Regions from separate parts of the Homo sapiens genome. Here region 2 is linked to region 1. Evidence: read pairs that join two places in POLR2A ChIA-PET (ENCODE). Cell type or tissue: endothelial cell of umbilical vein. All regions are shown on one strand.

The links. ChIA-PET counts read pairs that join two places held together with the same protein. Peaks named below come from ENCODE experiments on the same cell type or tissue, not always from the same donor. Only the 100,000 strongest peaks of a DNase experiment are listed, where the experiment ranks them.
Region 2: POLR2A ChIA-PET joins it to region 1 with 5 read pairs; 2 of 35 experiments call an interaction of 5 or more read pairs at or near these places.

Annotation. Positions count from the first base shown.
Region 1 is chr3:34,718,037-34,720,536 of GRCh38, forward strand. No RefSeq gene overlaps it. Among named protein-coding and RNA genes, the nearest start is that of LINC01811, 560 kb to the left of the region's middle. In endothelial cell of umbilical vein, no CTCF peak of the experiment used is centred here; no DNase peak of the experiment used is centred here.
Region 2 is chr3:32,780,219-32,782,718 of GRCh38, forward strand. No RefSeq gene overlaps it. Among named protein-coding and RNA genes, the nearest start is that of TRIM71, 37 kb to the right of the region's middle. RefSeq lists enhancers at 1-356, 357-1,078, 1,063-1,142, 1,079-1,798, 1,563-1,642 and a silencer at 1,383-1,462. In endothelial cell of umbilical vein, a CTCF peak has its summit at 1,414 (motif pointing left); DNase peaks (open chromatin) are centred at 1,183 and 1,393; H3K4me3 peaks cover 1,215 bases; H3K27ac peaks cover 436 bases.

The DNA of each region.
Region 1 (2,500 bases):
TGTTTATTTTAATCTGTACTTATATGACACTTTTTATTTAAAAGGACTTAAGGCTTTCCTCAATTATAGGAACTTATTAGCTTTTTTTTGTCTTCTCTTTTTTTTGTTTTTCTAGGATTGCAGTTGTATGTATGTTGAAGCTTCCTAGCTTATCTATCATATCTCTTCACTCTACTTTTATAATTTTTAATCCCTTGGTCTTCCTGTGATACATTTTGTTTCCATTTCTCAGTTTTATCTTTCACTCTGATGAGCTAATTTTAATTGATTCCTGGCAAGATATTTTTTATATTGAGGATTTTATGTTTTCTCTAATATATTTCACATCTAACTTCTGTCTTAAGTCTTTTTTGTATTACCCTGTATATTCCGATTATCTATCTTCTAATCAAAGCCATTTCTTTACTTTTCTCCAAGTGCACAAAATATATTTTTCATTAATGTCTTTTTCAGATATTTCAATAAAAGTAACTTCATACAAAATAAATTTATTTTTAGATTAGTAATGTTTTGTTCTTGTTTTTAGTGTACCTTAAGTGCGTTTTTTAATTTTTTATTTTCAGGCTCTTTTAAAGAGTCTTAAAGGGTTTTTTTGTTGTTTTCATTGTCACTCAATGTTGATTTTTTTCTGAGTTCCTCTATCAACTCATTCACAATCCAGAAAAATAATAGTTTTTCAGAATTTTCATTGGTAATATTAATCAATAAACTTCATAAAGCATTCAAAACTGATAAGTGTTCAGTACTATTGGTACAATATTTACATCAAAAACTTTTAAGCATTTACATACATATAACCAGGTAAAAATTACAATGAAAAAAGAAACATCATTTTTAACAAGTAACAAGAAAAAATATATGATACTTAGAACTTTACCCAATGACTTTAGGAAAAATAAGGCTTTACTGAAGAGCTCGAGTATATAGAGCTCTAAGTAATATTCATGCATGTGAAGCCTTAATATGTACAATATATCAGCTCTCCAGATATATTCACAGATTTGATGCACTTTCATCTAAAAATCTGAAGGGTTTTTATTTGGTGGAGGTTGCTTGACAAAATGATATTTAAAATATGAAAGAAAAAAACAATTAGTAGCATTTACATTTTGATCTAAAACTTGGGAAGATAGGACTTATTTCTGCTAGATATCAAGACATGTTCTAATTGTATTTTAATTAACAGAGTGTGGTATTTGCATAATAGAATATAACAGAGCACCCAGAAAGAGACCCAGTAATATATGGAAGTTTAGTACACAGTAGATGTTGTATACCATTCCATAAATTATGTAAGAGCATTGACTATTTATATAATCCATACATTCATCCTCACCTTATGCCATATACCAGAATAAATACCACTGAAATGAGGATTTAATTGTTTGGAGAAACTACAGGAGATATTATGATCCTGAAGTAGAAAAGTTTTTTCTAACTGGACACACACATGTGCACATACACTACCACCATGAAGAAAATGATTGAGGTATCCCATTACCTTACATTTATCTTAAAACAATATCATAAAATATGGTTAAGCAGAAAGTCGCGAACTACACAGAAGCTTTGCAGCCACATATAACCAAAACACATAAATTCAGTATCCTTGATTTTGTAAGAACTTCTAAAATTTACTGTGAAAAACAAATCGTTTACTTAAAACATAGACATTGGTTGTAAACAAAGCGCAGAAAAACACTCATGAATGTTATGTATTTGGAACAGCAGAGATTCATAAAAGTGTAATATTTCTGTATCATTTTAAATAGAAGTTTCCTAAATAGAGTCAACAGAAGAACAAGTGATGGAAATGGCTATCACTAATGGAGTCATTCGCAGCTGCTACTCAGATGGGTAAAAAGCTGAGAAAAGCAAAGTTGGAAAAGGCACCAGGCAAAGGGCATTTTTCTTCAGTGTGGGCCTCTGAAGGGATCACTTTGGAAACATGAAAAAAAAAGAAAAAGGCTAAAAGTTATTTGGGATTATTCTTGGGTTGGGGAAAAACAGAAGAGATAACTTGGTGTTGTGAGGAGAGAAAGCCCGTGGAGCTTGTACTGGAGCCTGTTTTGACCATCAGATAGCAGGCCCAGGTGCTTGCTGCTGGACCATGATGATAAGAATGGGGTGGTGAAGAAGCATGGCTGGTGGAAATGGAAAGGCATTAATAGAAATGGACATTAAGGGTAGATGGAAACTTCCAGGAAGGATAGGCATGCCACCATTGCAAATACTCATAATTTGAAAAAAGTCAAGAATTGTTCAGATGTCCTACTTCAACACATAAGATGGTCTGCTTGACAAAGAGTGTCACAAACAGTTTTTAATTTTAATTTTTTGGGTACATAGTAGGCATATATATTTATAAGGTACATGAGACATTTTGATACAGGGATGTAACGGGTACTAATCCCATCAGGGTAAATGGAGCATCCACCACGTCCAGCATTTATCCTTTGTGTTACAAGTGATTCAATTGTACTCCTTTGGTTATTTTAAA
Region 2 (2,500 bases), 1.9 Mb before region 1:
GGCTGTGCATTATACAGTGTGTGGATTGTTCTAGGTGAACAATAAAGCCTGCTAAACAGAATTTTTGGTGACATGTCCTTTCTAGGCCTGGCAACGACACCCAGGGCCTACTTCTTTCAAGGTGGTGAAGGCCTATTAACATAAGCCCAAGATTCACAGGGCCTCAGCATCCTTGACCTCTGCGCCTTTATGGAGTGAGAGTTAAATAGTAGCCCGGGACGGGTGGGTTAGTTACTGGTCAAAGTCAATCCTCCAAGTCAACTTGGCCTGGACTAAAGTAACCAAACCCATGCAGAAAACTTGCAATTTAAAAATTCATCTTCCCTTTCTTCCTAGAAAGGACTGGGCAGAAATGCAGGCTCCAGGGTGGGAGTGGGGCTGCGACGGGAGGAGGCAGCGAAGTTCATTAGCCCCCTCATTTGGGGCAATAGGAATCCGTGTGGTGACAAACAATTGTCCTGGAGGATTTAGGGGGATTTGGCCAAGTGTCCCTGTGGGCCCCCAGCCTCCTCCTAATCCCGTCCACATTTCAGACTACTTAGGATCGCATTAAATGTCAAAGCCGGCGTTTAGGGAAATATCTACATTTCGTATGCATCGCTCGGATGAAAAGAAAAGCTGAAACGAACCTCGGAGCTTTTGGCGCGAGAGGCGCTCTGTGTGGTCCCGAGTGTGAATGGGAAGAGGGGGGCGGCGCCCCGGGGGCCTCCCCGCCCAGGAATGCAGGCCTTTCACATGTAGAAAATGCTAATGCTTTGTTCCTGCCTCGGCCTCCCGGAGGCGCAGAGGCGCCCGGCCGGATTGTCCCGGCGCATTTGCATGTGAGCGGCCCCAGATCCCCGTCCCCACCCTCGGCCCTCCCCCACCCCAGCACGGCTGGCCGGGGACTTCTGTCCTCGGGCCGGGGCCGCCTTCAAACGTCCTCTGCCGTCATTTATTTCATCCCGGTTAAAGCCACAAATAGCTACTTTCTGAATGGATAGCCTTTCCCCTGGGGAGCCGGGCAGGTGAACATTTTTTACTCCATACTTGAGACACTTGACAAAGAGAGTTGTATCTGGAACAACCTCTGTTCCAGCGAGGAAGGGCACGGCGTTGGCTGAGCCATGCCCCACTACAGCGTCACATTTATGTCCTGTGGCGAACACGCTGTGTTTGGCGTGACACTAGGGGCTCCAAACTACCCATTACGTGGTTCGTCTTCAGTGGCATCCAAGCGACCGCAGGTGGCGGGGCCGAAGGGGTAAGGGTATTTCATGCACGTTTTACGGAAGAAGACACAACCCAGAGTTGAGGGGCCACCGGGGTCCCTCTCTTGAGCACAGGCGCCCGGAGCGCAAATGCGCGGACTGACCCAGCGGCCGGCGCGGCGGCGCCGGGCGGACTTAATCGCGGGCGCAGCGCGAGGCTCGGGACCCAGAGCACCACCTACCGGCGGCACGGTCGGCGCAGCAGGCCCCAGAAGGGCGGGGAACGCTGTCAAGCCCAGGGGCACTTCGGCGAGGAGCCCCACCCGCCCTCCAGCTGACCCTCAGCTGTGGCCCACATCCGGGGCCCAGAGCGCCGCGGAAACGCCGAAGCCCGGCCGGCAGGTACCCGCACGTCTCCTTCTGCCACCGCGGAGCTTGCTTCATTAACTCCGTTTCATGTGACTTATTTTATTTCTTTTATTTTTATTTATTTCATTTTATTTTATTTCACTTATTTCACTTCAATATTTTATTTGGTTTATGGTTTTACTTCATTAATTTTACTTCATTAATTCTGTTTTCCCCATTATTTAATTTTATTCTGTCTCAGTATTTAATTATTTGTTTCACTACTTTATTTGTGAGTGAAGGGAAAGGGCGGATACCTTTTTTGTCTTATTTTTCGTTGTTGTTATTGTTGTTGTTGTTGTTTTTTGAGACAGAGTCTCGCTTTGTCGCCCAGGCTGGAGTGTAGTGGCGCGATCTTGGCTCACTGCAACCTCTGCCTCCTGGGTTCAAGCGATTCTCCTGCCTCAGCCTCCTGAGTACCTGGGATTACAGTCGTGCGCCACTACACCTAGCTAATTTTTGTGTTTTTAGTGGAGACGGAGTTTCCACCATGTTGGCCAGGCTGGTCTCGAACTCCTGACCTCAGGTGACCCACCCTCCTCGGCCTCCCAAAGTGCTGGGATTACAGGCCTAAACCACTGCGCCCTGCCGGCCTCAATCATATTTTTTTAAACCCCTTCCAGCTGCCTGCTCTAGGCAAGATAACTTGCCCAGTGTACAGGGCAGAAAAGAGGAGATGACAACATAGTCCTAGGCTCAAGAGCCCCAAGCCAAACTGACAAACAACAAAGACCCAATAATTCAAACCAGGCTCCATGGAGGAGGTGTCATTTCAGGTGGGCAGATACAAAGGGATAGGAAGCTGCTTCATGTGCCTGGATAATAGGGGCCGTGCCTGAATAATAGGGGCCATGTTCCATATCAATACAAGGAAGAGTTCCGTCACACTGTGGAGAGTCTCT